Regions from separate parts of the Homo sapiens genome. Here all the other regions are linked to region 1. A link is a loop called in an ENCODE intact Hi-C map of the cell type or tissue named here. Cell type or tissue: B cell. All regions are shown on one strand. Region 1 has its middle 8.5 kb from the start of LINC02870. Region 2 overlaps LRRC27 (leucine rich repeat containing 27). Region 3 overlaps INPP5A (inositol polyphosphate-5-phosphatase A).

Evidence for each region. Peaks named below come from ENCODE experiments on the same cell type or tissue, not always from the same donor. Only the 100,000 strongest peaks of a DNase experiment are listed, where the experiment ranks them.
Region 2: a loop joins it to region 1, with 24 times the contacts of the local background. A loop is called at or near these places in 2 of 110 quality-filtered maps.
Region 3: it touches region 1 in a loop (4-fold over the local background); 6 of 110 quality-filtered maps call a loop at or near these places.

The regions. Positions count from the first base shown.
Region 1 is chr10:132,449,714-132,457,713 of GRCh38, forward strand. No RefSeq gene overlaps it. Among named protein-coding and RNA genes, the nearest start is that of LINC02870, 8.5 kb to the left of the region's middle. RefSeq lists a silencer at 3,394-3,823 and an enhancer at 3,577-4,441. In B cell, CTCF peaks have their summits at 3,625 (motif pointing left) and 3,828; DNase peaks (open chromatin) are centred at 1,628, 1,848, 2,738, 3,518 and 3 weaker places; H3K4me3 peaks cover 972 bases; H3K27ac peaks cover 2,904 bases.
Region 2 is chr10:132,349,601-132,357,600 of GRCh38, forward strand. LRRC27 (leucine rich repeat containing 27) reads left to right here. Exons shown (of 11, transcript NM_030626.3): 7 at 2,007-2,153; 8 at 6,190-6,286. Among named protein-coding and RNA genes, the nearest start is that of LRRC27, 21 kb to the left of the region's middle. RefSeq lists an enhancer at 3,083-4,045. In B cell, CTCF peaks have their summits at 3,212 (motif pointing left) and 3,413; a DNase peak (open chromatin) is centred at 3,201.
Region 3 is chr10:132,589,891-132,597,890 of GRCh38, forward strand. All of the region lies in intron 1 of INPP5A (inositol polyphosphate-5-phosphatase A), which reads left to right. Among named protein-coding and RNA genes, the nearest start is that of INPP5A, 56 kb to the left of the region's middle. RefSeq lists enhancers at 3,077-3,156, 3,536-3,615. In B cell, no CTCF peak of the experiment used is centred here; DNase peaks (open chromatin) are centred at 3,711, 4,221 and 4,371; H3K4me3 peaks cover 2,071 bases; H3K27ac peaks cover 4,475 bases.

The DNA.
Region 1 (8,000 bases):
CCCCCCGTGCCACTCTGGCCTTCAGCACGTGGACGAGAAAACCAGCCCCTCATGATGTGGATCCCCTCTTTAAACTGGGCTGCACTTCGGTCTATAAAATATTCAGTGTCTTTCTAAATAATTGCATTATTTATGATGCCGCTCGTGAAATATTCATGTCTGACTTTGACACGGAGCCAGTATGCCCATGCAGGTCTGTGGCGACGGGCTGGCCTTTCCCAGGTAATGGGAGGAAGTAGGGCTGCTGGGGTGGGGGGTGCTCGGGGAGTCGGTGGAGCCCCCTGGCAGGTGGATCTCACCCGGGAGCCAGGGATCTCCCCACTGGCAGCCTTGGGGCCTGCCTCCTCTGCTGGGGAGCTCATGAGTGGGTGGGTGGGCACCGGCTCCCCAATGCCCGATCCTCATGATGGCCACTTCGAAGCCCTGGCAGACTGGAGGCATCCCAGCCCCCACCCCAGCCCCCACCCCAACCCCCACCCAACCTCAACCCCCACCCCAGCCCCTACTTCAACCCCCACCCCAGCCCCCAACCCTCACCCCAGCCCCCACCCCAGCCCCGCAACCCTCACCCCAGCCCCCACCCCAGTCCTCACCCCAACCTCACCCCAGCCCTCACCCCAACCCCCACCCCAACCCCCACCCCAATCCCCACCCCAACCCCAGCCCCCACCACAACATCCACCCCAACCCCCACCCCAACATCCACTCCAGGCCCCACCCTAGCCTCCACCCCAACCCCTACTCCAACCCCCACCCCAGCCCCGACCCCATCCCCCACCCCGGTCCCCTCCCCAGCCTGACTGAGGAGGCTCCTGGGCCATGGCTGCTGCCCTGAGAAGGCCCTCCCGTGCTCAGAGGCACCCCACTCCCACTCTTCCCCGCCGAGGTCCTGCCATCCCAGCCCCCACCATGGACCCTGGAGAAGGTGACAGAAGGAAGGAGACAGAGGGCAGGCTCTGAGTGTTTGGGGATCTGTGTGCGGGGAGGGACTCCCCAGGCCTCTGCTGGTGGGAAGGGGCGGACTTGGCCCCAAACTGAGGTATTTGTCCTATCCTGTGGATTTTGCGGTGTGGCCTTCGTGAAGGGAGAGTGGGGGGCAGGGTGGTCACCCTGGGGCTCCCCTGAGAGGCCCCCTGCCCTCACGTCAGCCACCCTGGACTTGGGAGTCCAGGCCCGTGCCCCCCAGGCCCCCACTTCTCCTTGTCCTTCCCCTGCACATCCCCCCTCCTTGAGGGTGCAGAAACCACCTAAAGGTCTTGGTCATTGTCAAGGAGCCTTGGTCCCAGGACACTGCAGCACAGGGTGGAGTGGCAGGAGTGTGTCCAGCCAGCACAGACTCTGAGGGTCCCACAGGTCACTGGACATGGACCTGGGCCAGCTGAGGGAGGGCTGACCTCTGGGCCCCCCCTCATGTTCCAAAGCCCAGGGCACAGCCCCCCAGTCAGGAGGATCAGCTTTCTGGAGGTCCTCAGAGGGGCCCACCCTTTACAAGGCCTGGCCCGAGGAAATGAAGGGGCGGCCCCTGGCTGAATGGGGGAGGGTCCTTGGAGTCTGAGCGTCTTAGAATTCCTGGGGATGTCCGCTTTGGTTCTACAGTTCGCAGATAGGGGAACTGAATCCTGGAAACAGGCAGGGCGAGGGGTGGGCCCGCCAAGCACTGCGCCCCACTCTATGCCAGGTCTATGTCAGCCCCTCTCTTGCCCTCTCAGAGCTCAGGGTACATTTTGAGCCCACCTGGCCTGGAGCACGCAGGGCTGGGAGCTGGCTGGGACCTGGACAGGGCTCAGATGCAAAGGCAGCTTCCCCCAGCACCTTCCAGGCTCTGGCTGTTCCAAACCATGCTCCAGGCTCAGATGGGCTTGTCCCAAAACAGCTGAGCCATTACCTTCACTTGACAAGGGCCCCCCAAAACACAGCATTCCAGGGGAATGGGTGACCACCTCGTGGCCACCCCTTGCCTCCCTGCTGGCCCCATCCTGGGCAGGGGAGCAGCTCCTGCCTCCAGGAACCTTCTCCCAGGAGACCATGCGCAACAGAGGGGCGGCGCCCGGCGGGTCAGCACAGAGGCTTGCCTCACCTGCGGTTGCTGAATGAGTGAGTTAGTGGGTGAGGACCTGCAGGCAGCCCCTGGCTGACACTTTGGCTGTGGAGGAAGAAATCAGGATGTTCAGGGCCAGAGGGGAAGGTGGCACGGAAGGCAAGAGGGGAGCATCTCCCTGTGGAAGAGCAGGGTGCTGGGTGGGGCATGCTGGGGTGCCGGGACCCCTGCGCTGGCTGCCACAGTCTGGCAGGGAGCACGCTGCAGCCGCCTGCAGGAGCTGAGCCCAAGGGGACAGCCGTCCGTGTGTTGGGGAAAGGGGACAGCGATATGTGTGTTGGGGGTGGCCCCGCATACCCTCCAGGTAAAGCCATGCACTGTACCTGGGGCGTGGCCCTTGAGTGGCCACTGGAGCCGCCTGGGCCTGAGGGTGGGGTGGGGAGCCCATGTCAGGGTCCAGCCAAAGGTGCCACAGGGCTCCAGCACCAGAGGCACCCAGCATGGCCCTGCCTAGCCCTAGGGCCCTCTGCTGCCCAGGGACCCGACCCTGCAGTCTCTGGGTGGTCAGCGCTGCCCTAGAGGGGCGTGACACCCTCTGCTGGTCCCATACAGAAGGACACAGCTGCCACCCAGCATGCAGCTCCCCCAGGCACTGGGTGCCCACGCTGTACCCGGCAGCTTACACTGTGCCTTGTCACCCACGCTGCACCTGGGAGCCCGCACTGTGCCTAGACGCCCACGCTGCGCCTGGGACCTCACACTGCACGAGGTGCCGGCGCCACTCAGGCAGACCACCCTCTCCATGTGCGGCAGGATCCACCAGGGAGGGGCACCCTGACCCTGATCTCCCCAGGCAGCTCTGGAAAGGCCTGTGTCCTGGCTGGGGACCTCTGGGAGGCCATGGAGCTGGGAGGGAGGGACTGGAGGTCTGAGGGATCCAAGTAGCCCGTCCTGCTGCACCTGCCAGGCCCCAGTCAGGCCTGGCCATTAAGGCTGAAGGATGACCCCTCACCTCCTGCCCCTGGGGGCTGAGCCCTACCTAGGAACCTGAGTGTTTCCAGCACCTCAGCCCTGGCAGTCCCGGCTAGGCAGATCCACCCAGCACCGTGCAGGAGGCCCCAGGACTGAGCCCCGCAAGGAACATCTCCCAGTGCCCACAGCCCACCTAGGGGCCAGTCCACCAGGGATTGGGGGGGGCGGGGCCTGGGAAGGACAGGGGAAGAGTGAACCACTAGGCCCTGCGTGGCCACTTCCCAGCAGCCAGATTTAAGGCCAGGTTAGGATAAATCTCTTGTGCCTCGGTTTCCCCTTCTGTACCCCAGGATCACATTACCCACCCCCCAACACTGTTCTGCAGAATGTGCAGAAAATTGCAGGTGGTGACGCTTCTGCAAACAGCAGAGCCCCGGGCACCTGTCCAAGGCGGCTCCGGAAGGCCCCGCGAGTCCCGTGCGCGGGGACTTCCCAGGGGCGGGGTCGCGGGGCAGGGCGGGCGCTGGCTCCACCCCCCGCCGGCCCCGCAGGAACCGGAAAGGGGCTGGACGGTGTAGCGGCGCCCCCTGCCGACACCTCCTAGCATCGCGTCCCCGCGTGGCCGCGGGGCGGGGCCCGGGGGGTCGTTCCGGAGTGGCCCCTGCAGGGCTTACAAACAGACGCGGCGGCTGCGAGAGGGGGACACGATGACTTCTTTCTAGAGCAGGGACTTAGAGAACCGAGTCTTTATGCATGAATGTACCTGCATAACCATTTGCTAAATAGGGCCCGGAGGAGGCTCATAGGAGGGTGTAGGGGCAGGAGCCTTCTGGCTTTGAGCCCCAGGGTTGAAGCTGGAGCTTTCCCAGGTGGAGAAGACACAGCGAAGACCAGGGCGGGACGGCCCGTGGCAGGTGCCGCACACCGCGCCGTGGGCTGAGGGACAGGTCAGGACCCCAGGCACAGAGGTGGGTGGCCAAGCCCCGGCTCCCTGGCCCCTCTCCGAGGCACCAGGGCGTGGTCCCGAGTTTGGACTCAGAAGAGACTGTGCAGAGGCTGTGTTGTCCCCCACAGGTGTGCCCCTTTCATGACACGTCACAGCAGAGCCCCACGATGGCCTCTAAGTGTAAGTGGAGGGAAGAGTTGCTGGTCTCTCGCTTTAAATCACAAGCTGGACATGGCTAAGCTGAGTGAGGCAGGCAGGTGAAGGCCAAGGTCGATAGCTAGGCCTCTTGCACCAGTGAGCCAAGTTATGAATACCCAGGAAATGTCCTTGAAGGAAGTTAAAATGCTACTCCAGTGGACACACAGTTGCCAACAAGTGAAACTGCCTCCTTGCTGATGTGGAGAAAGTTCGAGTGGTCCGGACAGAAGATCAAACCAGCCATGACCCTCCCTTAAGCCAGAGCCTCGACCAGAGCAAGGCCCTAACTCTCTCCAACTCCACAAAGGTGGAGAGGGTGAGGAAGCTGCAGAAGAAAAGTCTGAAGTCCACAGAGGTTGGTTCATGAGGTTTAAGGAAAGAAGCCGTCTCCGTAAGGTAAAGATGTGGCTTCTTCGCAGGCTGCCAGGGTGAGGCCGCATCAGGAGGCTACGTCTGCGGAGCCATCCCAGGAGCAATGGGCAGCGTCTGTGGGTCTAGTGGCGAGGTCTCTAGTTCTGAGTCTCCAGGGAGAGGTGCGCAGGGAGCCCAGGGCCCCCCTTCCCCCACGGCACACAAACGTCTATCTCCCCGCAGCCTGCACCGATCCCTCGTGAACCACGGGACCGCGTGCGGTTATTCTCAGCTCAGAGATAGGCCCTAGACTGGAGCCCAGCTGCACACACCTCAAAACGAACGTCCGAGACTCCAGGGCTGCAGTCACTCTTGGACGAATTCTAAGGTCATCCCAGTCCTCTCAGGGGAGAGGGCACAGGCTGCAGGACCCGGTGACCAGCGTGAGTCCAGAAGGGTAGGGCCAAGGGGTCAGAGCCACCACCCCAGCCACCTCAGAACCAGAGCAGCCCTGGGCGTCCCGCTGTGGGCCTCGAGACCCCAGCATGATTCCGGGTAAAGAATTTCCACTGTCAAGAAGTGTAAACATGATTATCTGAGGTGCAATGGCCATATTTTCAAACCAAACTTCAGAAGGGGCGTGGCAGTACTGAATTCTGCCTGGGTGTGGTTTTTCCAGGCAGCAGCCCCCAACGGGTTTTCTTTTCTTTTCTTTTTGACATAGGGTCTCACTCTGTTGCCCAGGCTGGGCAGCCTCAACCTTCCAGGCTCCAGAGATCCTCCCACCTCGGTCTCCCTAGTAGCTGGGACTACAGGCATGCGCCACCATGCCCAGCTAATTTCTAAACTTATTTTTGTAGAGATGAGGTTTCTCTCAGTTGACCAAGCTGGTCTTGAACTCCTGGCCTCAAGTGATCCTCCTGCCTCGGCCTCCCAAAGATCTGGGATGGCAAGCTTGAGCTGTGGCCAGCCTTGACCAGGTTTCCCATGGGCCTGGGGTGTGCTTGTCTCCAGCAGCTCTGAAGCGCCTCTCTTCCAACTCCACTCCAGTTCCAGCAGCACAGAGACCCAGATGGGCATCCATCCACGCTGGGGTCAGGCCCATGCGCCAAGCTCCTCTGAGTAGCCTGAGTCCTCAGCCATGGTGACCCCACGTGGAAAAGTCTTGAAACTGACGTCTCAAAGAGGATGATGTGTGAGCGACCGTGACAGCAGCACAAATCCCAGGTGGACAGGACACTCCGGCTGCCCCGAGTGGCCGAGGACGGGTCGGCATCTCCTGGCATTTTTGTCCGTTTTGGTGGCAGGTGAGCCCAGCACGTAGGGAGGGATGGGCAGCCCACAGCCGGGACTGGACGACTCAGAAGTTCCGGCTAAGGTAGGATAACTTGGGCAGGCTTCCCGAGTCCCTCCCAGCTGCGGTCCCCTGGCCCCCACTTGCTCAGTGGCCAGGTGTGGGAGGAGCCAGCGGCCCTGTGCCAAGGGAGCACGAGTTGGGGCGTGTGGGGATGGGAGGCCGGGTCGAAGGCCGCCTTTCAGTGCAGGGAAGGACCTGATACCACAGTCCAGCAGCAGAGGGAAAGCCAGGCCAGGGGTTTGAGGCCAGAGATCTCAGAACCTTGGGAGCCAGCTGCTAGTCTGCATTTCAGGGTGCCAGGAGTCCCTGGAGACGGGGATGGAGCCCTGTGGGTGGAGACAGCAGGACTTCAGGTCACCAATGAGGCCAGGGTGCTGGTGCTCAGGGTCCCAGCTGTGGGGGTCTCAGTTCTCCCAGCCCTGCTCCCAGGCTGACCCTCCAGGCCAGCCCCTCTCTGTAGGTCTGAGGAGGGTCCTTATGGAGCACAGGTGGGGCTGGGGAAATGGCACATGTCTCCGCAAAGCTCCTGTGCCTCCTTTGCTCCGGAGAGCCTGCTCCTTCACAGAGGGCGTCTGATACAGCCTGAGAGGGGCACTGTGGGGGTGACAGTCATGGGGGGCGGTCCACAGGGGGTGCATCCTACCAGCAGCCACAGTCTGAGGGGTATAGTCCATGATGGGCACAGTCCTGGGGGGACACAGTCCTGGGTGTGCATTCTGGTGCCTGCTCTGCTGCACACCCTGCACTGAAGCTGATTGCTCCCGCTGAGACCCCATGTCAGGCACATCATCATGTTGCATAGGAAGTCCTGTGACCAGGGCCCAAGGACCACAGAGGCTGAGCCAGGCGGCCACCTTGGCCACGGCCTCCCCAAGACACGACATGCTTTGAGGTGTGAGTTGGTGCTGGCCCTGCCATGTGGCTGCCACCACACCGCTTCCAGACCATGAGGCCCCTCACACACGTGTGGCCAGAGTGTCCGCACGGCCCAGGGACAGGAGCGTGTGCCCTCCAGGAGGCTGTTCTGAGGCTGCGTGGCAGGGCATGGTGTCCCCTCCACAGGGGCACCCTGCCTGGGCTGCGAGGATGCAGGGTGTTGTGGGTGGAGCCTGGATGGAGCAAGGACCATGCTCTGTCCTCCGTGCAGGGAGCTTGGGTCCTGGGAGAGGAGCAAGGTTCAGGCCATGCTGTCACTGGGAGATGACAACTTCATTCCCCAGCAACCGCAATGCTTGGCAGATGATGGCAATGCTGGGAGCCAATGGGACATGCATGGACAAACCATGCAGAAAGCCACGTGTGCTCAGGTGAGAGCCAGGAGGCCATCGTTTCCTGAGCGCGACCCTGCGTGAAGGAAGCTGCCTTGGGGTCTGGGCTGTCCAGCCCATCTCCCTGTGGGCTCTCCAGCACTTCCAGACCTTTGCACTCACTCCAGCGGGGCAGCAGGTGGGCAGCAGGTGCCACAGAACCCCGGCAGGAGCCCATGCAGCACTTCCAGCCAGTGGAGGTGGCTCCTGGGGGTGATCGTGGCCCCTGCAGGAGCCCAGAGCCTCTGTGCAGTGTTGCTGGGTCAGGGCCCTCATCCTCTGCCCCTGCGGACGGCCTGGTCTAGCTCAAGCCCTCTTCACCTGTGGCCTGGCTGGGCTGTCAGTCTCTGCAGCCCCTTGGAGGTGCCTGGAGGGGGTCAGCATCTCTGCCAAGCCCTGGCCTCAGAGTGTGGACAGTGATCTCTGCAGGATCTCAGTACAGGCAGGTGTGCCAACTCTCTGCCCACACCGGATGTTAGAGGCTGACATTGGGTGGGTGTAAAGGCAAGATGATTGATTGAAGGGGAAACTGAGGCAGGGTGGCTTGCCCCAGGTGCCGCCTGAATTCCCCAGCCAGCCCCACATTCCCAGCCAGCCTCCCTTTTGGGATGTGCTTCCCTGCTGCCGCCTAAGTCAGGACCACCCCAGCCCCCAACCCACCTCAGCAGCCGGATGCAGCCTCCTCAGAGCCCGGAGCACCGTGGGTTTGGACCCCAACACCTGCCTCTTGCCAGCCTCTGGCTCCTTTTCATGTCCTCAGAAAGTACTCACCCCCGCGGTAAGCAGGTGGGTAGCAGGTGCCTGGGGAGGGAGGGCAGGGGAGGGACAGCT
Region 2 (8,000 bases), 100 kb before region 1:
TTATTGTTAGGGACCCTAATAATAGCTAATCCAAGTGAATTGTGGTATGCTTATTAATCGTACTTATAATTTGATCAATATGTCAGATTTGGATACTAGACCCTAGCCTTCGGAGATTGCTTTGGGTGGCTTGGGAAGTTGGAGCAGAGAACTGGAGTCTCTGGCAGGAAGCCTCAACCTGGAGCCCCTGCCCCATGGTTGGGTGGGCCCTGAGTGTTGTCTTCCCCCTCTGCTGCCTCTGCCCAGGGTGAGCCATAGAGAACCACTCTGTGCCTCAGCTTTCCCACGGGGTGGTTGTGGTCTCACATGCATTATCAGGGCCTCAGTTTCCCCACTTGGTCAGGTTGTCGTGGGGTCACAGGTATTAAGAAGAAGCTCTAAGATTATGGCCCTGGTCTGCGCTCAGGGTGGTGGCCCTTCCTGAGGGTCTGGGACTCGGGAAGCTGGTGCTCCTCTGTGTTCTCTGGCCAGGGAGCAGTGGGCATGGTGAGAGCAGCAGGCCCGGTCCAAGGTGACTCGTGTGGCCTGGGCCTGCTTATAAGGCTGAGTGCTCATGTCCAAAATACTTGCAAGAAAAGTGATGTTATGTAAAAATCATAGGTAAATAATGGTCTGGTCCTGAAATCCCAAAATTATATTGGGAGGGAATCAAAGCATTCTGAAGTCATCAAACATGGAGCTGGAGTACGACGGAGCATCACTGCCCCAGCCTGATTCTGACGTCCAGCAGGCCTTCCTCTGGGGCAGCTCCTCCATACCCCTCAGGACCCTGAGACCACAAGGGGAAGCCTGGTGTTCCATAGAGCCTGGGCCACCTGCCCTTCCAAAAGCAGCAGGTTAAAGGCCAGTGCCCAGCACGCACCCCAGGTGACCCCTGTCCCAGAGCACAGGCCATGCCTGCCCTCTCTGCTCTACTGAGACAGTCACTGCTGTTCCCGTGCAGATGGGGAAGACGAGGGACAGTCACTGCTGTTCCCGTGCAGACGGGGAAGATGAGGGTGGAAGGTCATGCAGCGTGGGGGGGCGGGCCAGCCTCCTGGGACGTGGCCACCGGGCATGCTGCTTGGCTGTGGCCTCCCAAGATGTGCTGCTGGTGTGAGGCTTTGCACAGGGCAGGCCGTGGAATGGGATGGGCCTTTCTCCTCTGGGCGAAGTGTTTGGTTTCAGAGGGAAGACCAGGCAGGGCTTCCAGTTGTGTTTCTTAAACTGCTTTGATGCAAGGGTCATGGTGAGGAGTTGTCATGTTCTGGAACCTGGCTGGCTCTCAGTCCTGGGCTCAGAGCCCCTATCTCCAGCCTGGTTTTCCCCAGGTGTTTTCACTGGGAGGAAACACCAGGCACACCTGTCAGCTCCCTCTCATGGGCAGGGAGAGGGAGTCCCCAGCACCGTGCGACCCCACCATGTTACTGGCTATCCCCTCTGCTGTCCTGCGGGCTTCCCTCAAGGGGGACCCAGTATCTGACCCTGCCTGAATGTGTCTGTGGAGGCCAGGCGCCTTCTGATGGCCTTGCCTGCCCCGCCCCCTGCTCCCACATCACCCAGCGATGGGATTCCGACCTGCTGCAGCACCACCCCATGCACCTGAACTCCAGGCACGTCACATCGTCCAGCCCGGGCGAGCTGCTGGCCAGGCCCCCTGCTTCCGCGGGCATCTCTGTCCAGGTCAGACAAGGGTGCGGCATTGGTCTCAAGCAGGTCGGGTGCAGCTGCCGAGGCTGCACGTCCTTCAGGTGCATTTCCCAAGCCGACTGTCAAGCGTCCCGGGAAAGTAGCTGGCTGGCAGTGGGCGCGTTGGGACAGTGTCCTGCTGCCATCCACACATCTTCATTACGTGTCCTGAAATCAACAGTCAAGACTGGACTCTGGGGTGACTGCAGCTTCTAGTCGTGCTAATTGTTCAGATGAGCGGATGATCCACAGGCCCTCCTTTTACATTTCACATGTTGTATGAATTACCGTCACAGGGTTTTGTTAAACATTCAGCTAAAAACACTCTGTAATTTTAGAAGGAAGACAGCCTCCTCCAGGAGCATCTTACCCGACCTCTTGTCACCGTACCAAATGGCGATCCGAGCAAAAAGACTGGAAGAGAGCCGAGCGGCGGCGCTCCGAGAGCTCCAGGAGAAGCAGGCTCTGATGGAGCAGCAGAGACGGTGAGTCCACACAGGGTGGGGGTCCGCACAGCCCGCCCAGTGCACCCGGAACTGGGACTGGGCTGTGATTTTATGGCAGGCCTCGTGGAAGTGTTTAGTTAGTTCTCCCCTCACTGATGCTGATCCAGGATCCGTCTCTTCCTCACCTGGAAGCCGAGCTGCACGTGCCCCTTGTGGTCTGTAGCGCCACGCACGGGCTCGCTTGTTTGCAGCCCTGAGGCCTCCGTGTGGGGCAGGCGCAGGTGCAGCGCTCCGTGTGGGGCAGGCGCTGAGGCCTCCGTGTGGGGCAGGCGCTGAGGCCTCCGTGTGGGGCAGGCGCAGGTGCAGCGCTCCGTGTGGGGCAGATGCTGAGGCCTCCGTGTGGGGCAGGCGCTGAGGCCTCCGTGTGGGGCAGGCGCTGAGGCCTCCGTGTGGGGCAGGCGCTGAGGCCTCCGTGTGGGGCAGGCGCTGAGGCCTCCGTGTGGGGCAGGTGCAGCGCTCGTGGTCTGCAGGGCGTTGCGTGCATGGGCTCCCTTGTTTGTAGCCCCGAGGCCTCCGGGTGGGGCAGGCGCAGGTGCAGCGCTCCGTGTGGGGCAGGCGCTGAGGCCTCCGTGTGGGGCAGGTGCAGCGCTCGTGGTCTGCAGGGCGTTGCGTGCATGGGCTCCCTTGTTTGTAGCCCCGAGGCCTCCGTGTGGGGCAGGCGCAGGTGCAGCGCTCCGTGTGGGGCAGGCGCTGAGGCCTCCGTGTGGGGCAGGCGCTGAGGCCTCCGTGTGGGGCAGGCGCAGGTGCAGCGCTCCGTGTGGGGCAGATGCTGAGGCCTCCGTGTGGGGCAGGCGCTGAGGCCTCCGTGTGGGGCAGGCGCTGAGGCCTCCGTGTGGGGCAGGCGCAGGTGCAGCGCTCCGTGTGGGGCAGGCGCTGAGGCCTCCGTGTGGGGCAGGCGCTGAGGCCTCCATGTGGGGCAGGTGCAGCGCTCGTGGTCTGCAGGGCGTTGCGTGCATGGGCTCCCTTGTTTGCAGCCCCGAGGCCTCCCTGTGGGACAGGCCGGTTGCAGTGCTCGCGGTCGCCCCCTTGTGTCCGTCTTTGCCCTGGCTTCCTCACGACACCTGCCTGCTTTCTTGTTCTTTTCCCTCATTTCTTGTTCTTCCTCAGTCCTTTCCTCCTCATTTTCCCTAGAGTATTCCAGGCCCTGACACGGTCATCAGGGAGGTTCATTCTTGTGTTGCTGTGACTGCCGCCAGTGCCACCACCTTGCGAGGTGTGTTGGCCGATGGACTCGGTGTCCTCAGTGTCTTCTCTGTCCTCCAGCTCCACTGACCACCTGGCTTCACCCCTCCCTGGGCCCCAGGAGTCCGGCTGGCATGGACCACAGCCACAGCACCCCCGTGCCCCTCACTTGGTGGTTGGCTTTGGCCAGCGGGGGCCCCCAGCAGGAGGTCGAGGAGGAAGGGAGAGCGAGGGCCTCGTCTTTACTTTCCCGGCTTCTTTGTGAGCTGCCTGGAGCTGGCCGAGTCCAGCCTCTCCCTCCTTCTGGGTTCCGACAATCTCTCCTTCCCTGGTCTGTCCTGTGGGCGGCTGCAGCCCGGCCCTGACTGGCACAGGGCTCTTGCACCGCCCCTGTGGCTCACCTGCTCCCTCCCCAACATGAATAAACCCTCCTGAAGCCACCCCGTTGTGTGTGTGCTGTTTTCTCTCGGGACCATGTGATAGGGGCTGTGTCCAGCACACAGATTCTGTGATTGTCCACAGCTGTCACCCAATGTCCAGAGAGACATTGTAGTTGGTTGTCTTTTTCATTAAAAAGATGAATGAGGTGAAGTCCTCAGAACTGGTCCCCTGTCCCAGGCTGTCATACTGACGGGCAAGGATGAGGCTGACTGACCGCTCTAGGGCTGTCCTAGGACATGGGAGTGTGGTCCGGGCTGCACCAGAAAGCCCATCGCTGTGGGACCAGGTCTTGCTGGCCACGGGCCACAGCTGCTGGGGCCCAGGGAGCACCGGGAAGGCTTTCCTTTGGTGCCCATCAGTCGCCCCACACTGTCCCTCGGGGTAGCTCTACAGAGCCGGGCCCGTCACTCACTGCGAGGTGAGCCCCCCAGGACCGGCCCCGCCTGTCAAGCATGCCAGCTGCCCTCCCCTCACTGTGTGCCTCAGCAGGCATCTCCCTTCCCTTCCCTGCTGCAGGTGGGTCCCACTCCTGCCTCGGCTCTGCCAGTTTCAAGGTACCGTTTTCTGAAGTGGGTGTCCAGACACCTGCCCCCTTGACTCCTCAGGTATCACCTGCCCTGCCAGGAGGCTGCCTGTGGGAGTCCCACTCCCTCTTGGCCATGGCTGTGATGGAGGTGATTGTGATGAGACCTTCCGCAGGCACAGCCCCTGCCCCAGGCTCTCTGGGCACCACCAGCTGCAGGGGGCAGAAAGGGCACTCTTACCCCCAGACAACAGGCTCGGGCCTCGTCCCACACCTTCATGGAAGAGAAGTTCTTGGATACAAAGAGCAAGTGAACTCTTTCTTCTTTATTTTCCTGCCTGGAGCCCAGAGCCAGTGTCCTGCAGTCTCCTAGTGAGCAGCTCGGCAGGCCTATTCTGAGGGCCCAGACCCGGCACAGCCCCCTTCACATCACCCTGTGGACAGCGTCACCCCTTTGCTTCCCAAGGTGTGACCAGAAGACAGTGACACTAAGTGGAGGCCCTCGTCCAGGAGCGCAGCGGGGCCAGCACCACACATGGTGCTAAGTGGGGACACGGGGGGCACCACCCTGGCTGGGGCTGGGGGCTGGGGGCTGGGACACACCCAGGCAGGCGTCAGGACACAGCCTCACCTGAGGCAGCTGCTGAGACCACCTGTGCCCTGAGGTGGCACTGGGAGAGGACGCAGCCAGGCTCTGATCCCAGGCAGCACTGACTCGGGATGGAGCCCTCAGCAGGAAGGTGGTCAGAGGTGGGCCGTGGGCCGGGTAGAGCCCAGGAGGGCTGAGCCGCTGTGACCGCAAGGAAGGAGAGCAGAGGTCGGGTGGAGGCGTCGAGGAAAACCCGGCCTGGGGCCCAGGCGTCCAGGATGATGATGGGAGAAACAAGAGGAGGCCGGATCTGGGGGCAGGATGGAGAGGGGGTACCAACCACAGGAGTCCTGCAGGCTGGAGAGCTGGCCTTCCGGGGGTGGAGCCCTGGGCCTGAGCAAGGGCTCTTGGGGACCTCATTCCACCCCAGCCACACGCGAGGAGCCCCGCCCAGCCGCAGATGTGGGCGTTACTCGGGACGTTCGCAGCCCTGGGCGGCGAGCTGTGAGGAGGGAGCATGTGACTCTGGCTGCAGACTGCGGAGGCCCGAAGACGCCTGTTCTTGTCTTGTTTTGTTTTGTTTTTTGAGACAGTCTTGCTCCGTCACCCAGGCTGGAGTGCAGTGGCTCAATCTTGGCTCACTGCAACCTCTGCCTCCTGGGTTCAAGCAATTCTCCTGCCTCAGCCTCCCGAGTAGCTGGAACTAGAGGCGCCCACCACTACACCCGGCTAATTTTTTGTATTTTTAGTAGAGATGGGGTTTCACTGCGTTAGCCAGGATGGTCTCGATCTCCTGACCTCGTGATCCGCCCGCCTTGGCCAGATGCCTGTTTTTAAAAGTGAAATTCAAGTGTCTGAAGGGAGGGACTTAGAGACAGGCATTCAGATCTTCCATAGACCTTATGTCGACAAGTGCCCGCAGCCAGGCACCCCCAACCCGTCGTGCAGCGCCTGTGGTGGCAGCCCCAGCTGGTGCCCTTACCTGAAAGGGGTCCTGATGCCTTTTCCTCGGTCACTGGGTCGGGTTGGCCCCCAGCATCAGTCACTGCTGGCAGCACCGACACACAGAGCCTCGGGATAGAACCCGGCATTCCCGGCTCTGCCCAGATGTGCCGGGAGGAAGAGGCTGTGGTTCAGACTCCCACCCGGAGGGCATGCACGCCCCCAGCCTGTGCCCCCTGGAGACAGGTGCACCGCAAGGCTGTAGAATGACAGAGGAATCCTGTAGCCTTGGCTCGAAGCTGCCTGTAACTTATGACATTAACCTTCCCTTTCTCCAGAGAGAAAAGGGCACTGCAGGAGTGGAGAGAGCGAGCCCAGAGGATGAGGAAGAGGAAGGAAGAGCTCAGCAAACTCCTGCCTCCGCGGAGGAGCATGGTACGGCACGCGCGGGCGGTGACCGGGCACTAGTCCAGTCCCGGGGGTGGGTGGGTGCTCACAGGCATCCCTGTCCATGGAGGATGAGCCGAGACCTGGGGGTGTGGGTGGGTGCTCACACGCATCCCTGTCCATGGAGGATGAGCTGAGACTTGGGGAGGAAGCTGCCTGTGCAGGCTGCTGGCTGGTGGGGCTGGGTTGGAGTGCAGCATCCAGAACCATTGCTCACTGCCCAGCCGGAGGGGACAGCTTCCCACCCCAGCCTTGAGGGCTTGCCTCTTGGCTCACTGACTTTTGGCTCCTGTCTGGGGAATTAGAAGCTCAAAGAGGGAAGGCGGAAGAGGAGATGAGGGGAAAAGATTCAAAAGATAAAAAGCAGCTGAGGTCGAGGTGAGCGCTACAGAGGTCTTTCTGGGCTCCTCACCCTTGGTCTCTGGACCTCGAGGCAGGCAGTTTCCCTGGAAGCCAAGATTGCCAGCTCTTAAGCTATGGGACATGGGATATCCTGAGTACCATCCCCCAAGATTGCCAGCTCTTAAGCTATGGGACATGGGATATCCTGAGTACCGTCCCCCAAGATTGCCAGCTCTTAAGCTATGGGACATGGGATATCCTGAGTACCGTCCCCCAAGATTGCCAGCTCTTAAGCTATGGGACATGGGATATCCTGAGTACCGTCCCCCAAGATTGCCAGCTCTTAAGCTATGGGACATGGGATATCCTGAGTACCGTCCCCCAAGATTGCCAGCTCTTAAGCTATGGGACACGGGACATCTTGAGTACAGTCCTCTCTTCCCATTTTCCCCAGACTGTATGAGGGTCTTAGTCCAGCCGGGCACAGGGCAGTGGGCACAGAGCTGCGGGCATGGGCCGTGGGCACAGGGTGGTGGGAGCCGGTGGCTCCTCCCTCCAGAATGCGCCTGGCTTGCTTCTCTGTCCTGTGAGCATAGTCAGGCAAATGTGCTGTTGAATTTGGTCATAGATGTTTCTTTGGTGCTTTCTTCTAAGAGATGCTCCCTGTGTGTTACTTTGAAAGGCCACGGATTGCCTCTGCAGCCCCCTTAGCTGGGGTAAGGCCCCCAAGGGCTTCACCCTACAGCAGAGAGCGTGGCCACGTGGGCCTGCAGGCGTGGACTGCTTGGACAGTTCAGGAGTGTTTCCTTTGTCTAACTTTGTATTGAACTAGTTTTTGACTTACAGGAAAGTTGCAAAAATAGTGTTTCCGTCTCCCCCCGGCCCAGCTTCCCTGATGGTGACATCTTACATAACCTCAAAACAAGGCTCAGAGTTAGGAATTCACAGTGTCCAATGCGTTGGATAAACCAGGACTGCATCTCACCCTTCTCAGGTCCCAGGCCCCACAGGACACTCAGTCGCCATCTTTGCTGTCACCTTTTTCCTAATTTCCCCAATATGTGGGAAAGTTTAAAAATACATATTTTGCCACTTCCAGGAATAAAAATACTTGCACAATTGGACATTGCTAAGAATGCTTTCAGAGCTGAATTATAGCAAAAATATGGGAAACTTTAAATGTCAACAGATGGAGATGGCTAAATTGTCACATCCAGACCATGAGCTGCCTCTGTGGCCGACAGAAGGGTGAGTCAGTGATCATATCCACTGGCTTGCAAGTGTCTTGAAGAAATCACTGTAAGTTAAAGCAGCACAAGTTGTAGGACAGTGCACAAAAACTCTCATTGGTCTGGAAGAA
Region 3 (8,000 bases), 140 kb after region 1:
CCAGGGCCACGCCTGGCGCCAGCACAGGGAGGTCACAGAGGAGGCTGGAGCAGGGCGTGGTGGGAGGGCACCGATGTGCAATGCCATGCCAGGCCTCGGGGAGCCCCTCGACGAGACCCATGGCTCCTGCACGGATGGTTTCACATTGTCAACACGGCTGGAAAAGGACACGGTCTACAAGTGGAGGCTCGAAGGTGGCTGAGAGTTATGGCACCTGGGCTTTCCAGAAGTTGGCTTGAAATAATTGGTCAAGGTATGTGGCTGGCGAGGGACGCCAGGGATGCGGCCTCCTGCAGTGGTCAGATGCCGTCCTGTGGGATGGGGCCTCCTGCAGTGGTCAGATGCCGTCCTGTGGGGAGGGACAGTGTGGCCTTCATCCGTGGTGACGCCGTCCTGTGTGGGGACTGACAGTATCGTCTCCGTCTGTGATGATGCCGTTCTGTGTGGGGAGGGACAGTGCGGCCTCCATGATGTCCCCCACACTGTCCGCGCTAGGAGTGCAGGTGGTTTCCAGCAGCTGTCTGCCGGCAGGGAGGCTGGGAAGTCAGGCTGGCTGTGTCCAACACCTCCTGGGGCACAGAGGAGTGTGGGGGAGACACTGTTGGAACACAGGTGTGGACATTGCGACACGTGTAAAGATGTCAGTGGGGCCTGCGTTCGAGGATGTTCCGACCACCATGCTGGTCGCACCCTCCAGCGATGGGTCCTCGGTGCAGTGATCTCAAGCGTCGCGTCTAGAATCACCGCACCCCGTTGCTTCCAGACAGCCTCGGTAGCGTTGAGTCCCCTCTTCCTCTTCCTGGATGTACACAGGGGCCACGTGCCGTCTTTGGAGGTCGTGAGTGTTTGAGTCTTTTCATCTCGGCCCCTGCTTTGCTCTTTCTGGCATTGCCATCTGAAAGAGTCTAGCCCACTTGTCTTTAGGGCAGCCTGCCGTGTGGGTCACTGTGGTCATTGCTCGCTCCGTGGTTAGCTGTGTCCTGTCCGTGGTTAGTTAGGTAGTTGGTTGCTCCATGGTTTTCACTTAGAGATTTTGGGCAGGAACATTACCAAGGTGAGCTTGGGCGCTTCTTGTGCCATCAGCTCTGGGGGCCCAGGCTGCTGTCACAGGGAAGGTGGCATCGCCCCACTCCCAGCTTGGCGGGAGGAGGCTCCTCATGTATGACGCCATTTGGGGATCTTCTGTGACTCCTCTATGGGTCCTTTGCCCGTTTTTCCATCAGTTTTGTTTTGTTTTGTATTTTCCCTTGACTTTTAAGAGTTCTTTCAATTGCAAGAAGATTAATTATCTGTGATATATATTGCAAATATTTTCAACCAGTTTGACATTTGTCTTTTGATTTTGCCATGCCAAAGTTTAAAAAAAGTTAGAGTTGACTCACTCTTTTTAAGGATTGTGTTTGGATTTTGAGTCATAGTTTATTTTTCCATATGAACTTTAGAATCACCTTGTCTGGTTTGGGCTGGGCGGGGCGGGCCGCTGGCAGGCTGTGGGACAGGCCAGGGCTATTTCTGCGCTCGCTTGGAGAGGACTGACAGCTCTATGGCGCCGAGTCATGGTCCCTGGAAACAAGAGAGGTCTTTTCATGGACTCAAAGCTTTTGTTCGTTTCCTTCAGGAATGTCTTAAAGTTTTTCTCTTACACAATGTTCACATATGCAAAAGGTCGTTTGTGAGGTTACCTTTTTCCTTGTTGCATTGGAAGCGGGCCTTCTCTTCCAGCAGGCCTTCCGCCTGGTTGTTGTTGGTGTCTGTGATGGCTGTTGTTTTGTCTGTTAATTTCAGGACCTCCTGCTTTCCTGGATTCTCCTGTTGTCTGTCCTTTTTCTGCCTGCTTCTCTGCCCCTCCAGGTGTGCTGTGACGCCATCTGCAGGTGCAGGGAGCTCAGATCTCCTTTCCCGGAGCTGCGCCTCTGCATGTGTTCCCTTTCGGGTCTCATTCCCTCCCCCGATATGTCAGGTGAAATGGCACTGGGCGTAACGGGCGCCCTTGCTGTGTTTCCTTGTCCGAGGGAATGACTGGGTTTGCCCAGGAGGAAAGAGCCGGCTCTGGGATGAGGTGTCAGCGTGTGTGGGGTGGGATGTTTCGAATCCACGTCTCATGTGGTATTCAGCGTGGTATTCAGCGTTGTTGCTATTAAACAAGAAATAATAACAGTGAAAAGACAAAGCGTTTCACTTATAAGGCTAGAGTATAGAACTGTGCCATAAATGAGGGAATTACGGAAGGATTATATAAATCCAAAAATTATTGAATAAAATACAGAAAAAAACCCCAGAAAGACAGCAAATTAAGGAAATGGCAACAGTTTGAAAACATAAATGAAGCACACATTTGGTAAAGCTACCTGAGAGAGGGAGGGGCAGGTTGACTGCATAGTAGTGTGAGGAACAGGAGGATTCATACAGTTTAACAATCCATTGTAAGATAGTTTGTTAACTATTCGGGGAAAGGTTTAAATTGGGGTCTTACTATAGACATTATACCAAAACAAAATCTAAGTGGGGCAAAAATGTTTGTTTGTTTGTTTGTTTGTTTGTTTGAAATGGAGTCTTGCTCTGTGGCCCAGGCTGGAGTGCAGTGGCACGACCTCAGCTCACTGCAGCCTCCGCCTCCCGGGTTCAAGTGATTCTCCTGCCTCAGCCTCCCAAGTAGCTGGGACTACAGGCGGGCGCCACCACACCCAGCTATTTTTAGTAGAGATGGGGTTTTGTGATGTTGGCCAGGCTGGTCACAAACTCCTGATCTCAGGTGATCCGCCCGCCTTGGCTTCCCAAAGTGCTCGGATCACAGGCGTGAGCCACCGTGTCCGGCCAAAAATGTTTAAAATAATATTAATTTTATTTTCTGATACAGGCATGTATAGTCCTAATCTGAGGCACACGCAGGACTTTCTGTGCTGTGTAACAGGTGGCCACGGATGTCGTGGCTTAAAATAACACCAGTTTGTTGTTTCATGCTTCTGTAGGGTGGAGTCAGGGCTCAGCCTGCTGGGTCCTTTGCTCAGGTCTCACGCGGCTGCAGTCAGGTTGCCTGTTCTCAGTGGGCTGTGTTCTCATCTGGAGGCCCAACTAGGCAGGGCCTGCTCTCAGACTGCCTCAGGTGCTTGGCAGATATCATTTCCCTGTGGTTGTAGGACTCACAGCTTCTTGTGCCAGAGCCTATCGGGGAGAGACTGCCCTCTGCTTACAGCCTCAGACCTTTAGACTCACTCTGAAGTGGCTCTTCGATAAGATGAGACCCACCCAGGATTATCTCCCTTTTGATTAACCTAAGATCAGCTGGAGATGGAGCTTCATTATGTCTGCCTGACACTTTCACCTTTGCCTCAGCCTATGCATGGGCGCGCCGTCTTCCCCGGTTCATAGGTCCCACCTGCACTGAGGACGGGGATTACACTGGATGTGAATGCCGGGGCGTGGGGAGCCCTGCGGGCCTGCTGGGATCCTGCATTACAATTTTATGACAAATGGTTGTTGACTTTAATTGAAGAACTTTTCAGTAAACTTAAAAAAAATTAACCTTCATTTATTACTTCTCCATCATTCTTCCTTTCCTATGTACATCCGGAATTTTGAGTTGTGTCATATTCTCCTTCCTGAAGAACTTTTTCAACATGACTTACAGGGCATGTCTACTTTTTTGTGTGAGAAAGTTTATTTTTCTTTCACTTTCGAAGGATGATTTTGCTGTACACATGACTGGGGTCGGGGGGTAGTCCCTCCAGTCTCTTCTTGCTGGTGTGGTTTCTGTTGACAAGTTCACTCTAATTCTTGTCCTTGTTCCTCTATAGCTAAGATGTATTTTTTTCTTGCTTCTTTCAAGATTTTCTTTATTTGTGATTTTCTACAATTGGGATATGATCTGCCTAGGTATAGATTTTTTGGTATTTATTCTGCTTGATGTTCTCTGGGCTTCGTGGATCTGTGGTTTGGTGTCTGGCACTAATTTTGGAAATTTTCAAAGCTCTTATATGTTGCAACTGTAACTGGAATTCTTTAAGTTTGCCAGGAACTATAAAGATAATCATTAGACTTTTTTAGATCTGTTGGTGTGATCAGTTGTATTAGCAGTTTTCCTAACAGTGAATCATCCATGTCTGTATGTATAGAATAGTCACTCGCTTGCTTACTATGTGTGAAGTTTTTAACGTGCTGCTGGATCTTTGGGGTGTGTGTCGTGGCACACACATGAGTGCACACATGAGGCTGGTTTGAAGGTTTCCCTTTTGCACATACGCTGTCTTCATCCTGTTTATATGCCAATGTTATGTTTGTCTCATAATAGGAACTTAGAACTTTCCTTCTTGTGCTGTGATCTAGAGCTGTGCTGTGTAGTAATGTAGCCTCTAACCGCGTGTGATTATTAAAATTTAAGTGAACTAAAATTACATGCAATAAAAAAACTGTTCAGTCACCAGTAGCCTCATTTAAAGGACAGACGTGGCTAGTGCAGGTCTAGAACGTGTCCATCACTGCGGAACGTACTGAGACTTCCTGCGTCGGTGGAAACATTCCGTCATCTACACCGGCCAGTCCTGTAGCAACGGCCTAGGTGGTTTTTGAACGTGTGTGTGTAGGTGTGCCCACACGCATAGGCATGTGGTGAGTGTGTGGGGTGCGTTTGCATGCCTGTGCACGGGTGGTGTGTGGTGCATGCGTGTGTAGGTGTGCCCACATGCACATGCATAGGTGTGTGGTATGTGAGTGTGTGGGGTGCGTTTGTGTGCCTGTGCATGGGTGGTGTGTGGTGCATGCATGTGTGTGGGGTGCATATGTGTGGCGTGGTGGGTGTGTGTGTGCCTGCACGTGTGTGGCATGTGTGTTTGGGTGGTTGTCTTTGCTGGCCCAGTTGTAGCAGCTCTTCCTGAGGTGGGGACCTCTGCCCCACAGCTGCCTGCCTGGAGCTCTCTGGTAGGCGGTCCCCCTGCCAGCCCTGCAGGCTGTATGAGGTTCTCCATGGTTCTCCCCGTCTGCCATTTGCCCTTTGTTATTGCTCTTAGTGACAGGCAGTTATTTAACATTCTGGCCAAAGTGGCTTTCGTTGTTTTCTTCTTCCTAAAGCCTTTAAAATTAAGAGTTAAAAAATAGGAAAGTAATGCGTGATGATTATAGGCATGTTAAAAATAAAGAAGAGAAAAAGAAATACCTCTGCCTCAAATACCCACTCCAACCTTTGGGCGTTTTTTTCTGTCTTTTTCCCTTTTCCTATTGAGAATACCATTGGGAGTGCTGACAGCGCTCGGCATGAGGGGCTCCTGTGACGTGCTGGCACCCTTTCTGGAGTCCCCGCGGACCCTCAGGGGCCAGCTGTGCCTTTGCATTGGCCACAGCGAGGAAGGGGGCCAGGGCATGCAGTTTCTGCAGGGCCACGTCTGCAGGTGGCCATGTGGGCTGCTCGCGCCGGTGGGGGCTTGTGTGAGGTGTGATTTATTTTGTGTTCAATCCATTTTTTTAGAGTATAAGTGTCTTCCATGTCTATGTGCTCATTGTAAATCTTTACTTTGATAACATATACCTAATACTTGTTATTTTAACCACTGGTAACTGTGTAGTTCACTGCCGTCCTCACCTACATTGTGGTGTTTGTTGGTGAGTGTGTAGCTCACTGCCTTTCTTACCCACATTGCGGTGTTTGTTGGTGAGTGTCTGGCTCACTGCCTTTCTTACCTACATTCCAGTGTTTGTTGGTGAGTGTGTAGTTCAGTGCCTTCCTTACCTACATTGGGGTGTTTGTCACTGGCACCCTGTCTATCTCCACGTCATGTTTTATCCAATAAATTTGTTTTTGATTCCTCCCTCTTCTTTCCTTCCGTGGACGCCCTGTGTAACTTTCTTTATTGAGGTGCCTTCTGTAATATTTTTCTGCAGTATTCTAATTGTAATTCTCTTATAAATGATGCTATTATGAACTTCTTTGTTGACAGAGCATTTTTGCTCTTTAGAATTACTTTTTTAAGGACTGACTCCCAGAAATAGAGTTCCACATTTGAAAGTAATGAGTTTTTTTTTTTTAACATTTCCCATATTTTCATAGTTTTTGTATTGTTCTTTGAGACCAAGAGAAGAATTTTTGGGTGTTTAAGAGAAAAAGAAGGCATGTGCTTTCTTTCATATGGTGGCTGAACACACGCAGAGCTGCTTGGCCTGTGGGCTGAAATTTGAGCATTTCTTTAAGACCTAGTTTGTTTATTTTTTACTCTCACTTCAGTGGTTTTAAAAATAACTACATTAACCAAACGTGGCTGTACCTCCGAGGACTTCTTGCCAGAGCTGCTCCTGGGAAAGGGTTCAGTCTCTCTAGTTTGTGCCCATCACCCAGTGGGACAGCTACATGGACGTGGCATGGCGGCGTGGCGGCATGGCCCAGTAAAGACCAGTTTGGGCAGGATGAATGGCCCTCAATTAAAGGGTGTCGTGGTAGGCAGGGTCTAATTTTATAAAAGCTTCTGGCACATGTACATTCAAAATTTCTTTTTTGTCTTTGATCTTGGCAGAAGAGGACACCCAAGTGTGTGTGCGTGTGTGTGCATGTTTTGTTTTGTTTTTTTTTTTTGAGATGGAGTCTCGCACTGTCACCCAGCTGGAGTGCAGTGGCACCATCTCAGCTCACTGCAACCTCCACCTCCCAGGTTCAAGCGATTCCCCTGCCTCAGCCTCCTGAGTAGCTGGGATTACAGGCACCCACCACCATGCCCGGCTAATTTTTTTGTATTTTTAGTAGAGACAGGGTTTCACTATGTTGGCCAGGCTGTTCTTGAGAATTCCTGACCTCGTGATCCACCCTCCTTGGCCTCCCAAAGTGCTGGGATTACAGGCGTGAGCCACCACGCCCGGCCCATGTGTGTGTGCATGTTTGTGTACGTGTGTATGCATGCATGTGTGTTTGTGTGCAGGCTCCTGTACATGTGCGCGTTTGTGTGTGTCCATGTGTTTGCTTGTGTGCGTGTGTGCATGCGTGTGTGTGCATGTGTGTGCATGTGTGTGCATGCACGTGTGTTTGGAGGCTCCTGTGCATGTGTGCATGTGTGCGCGCATGTGCACGCATGTGTGCGTGTGTGCACACATGTGTGCGTGTGTGCATGCGTGTGTGCATGCACGTGTGTTTGTGTGCACGCTCCTGTACGTGTGTGCATGTGTGCATGTGTATGCATGCATGTGTGTGTGCAGGCTCCTGTACGTGTGTGCGTGTGTGTATGTGTGCATGTGTTTGCATGTGTGTGCATGGGTATGTGCACGTGTGCATGTGTGCATGCATGTGTGTGAGTGTGTGTGCGCATGTGTGCGTATGCACATGCACTTGTGTTTTCATGGCCGAGGGTTTATTTTCTAGTAATTTGAAGCCCTAAGTGACAGAACCTTTTCTGTTCTTCTCAGTGTTTGTGCTACTGTCCTCTCCCTCTTCTCTCAGTCTCAGAAGATGTGTCAGGGTGTCTGGATGTGGTCTGTCAGCTCATCCACAAGGACTCGGGCCATCTCCCCTGTTCCTGCAGGTGGTGGGAAGTTTCTATATCCACATTTTCTTCATTGAGGATATTGTGGTTTGTTGTGAAAGTGCTTACATTCAGTGGGATAAAATTTGAGTCACATATTAGGATATTATATTGTTATTTCAGTTGTGAATTTTAAGAAATTATATAATTTCTTACACATCTTCAGGAATGCATTAGGCAAGTTAAACAATAGTGTTACATGTTGGGGATATGTTTATATGCAGAGCGGTTGTAAAAACTGTATTAACATCTGTGTGCATTGCACGTGTCTGCTTGTTCCTCTGTTTCCAGTGTTTTGTCCTTTAGTGTGTGCTGCAGCGCTGTGCTACGTGTAGTGACCCTGGGCCTGTGGTGCGTCCTGCGGGGCTGTGCTACGTGTAGTGACCCTGGGCCTGTGGTGCGTGTTCCGGGGCTGTGCTACGCGTAGTGACCCTGGGCCTGTGGTGCGTGTTCCGGGGCTGTGCTATGCGCAGTGACTCTGGGTCTGTGGTGCGTGTTCCGGGGCTG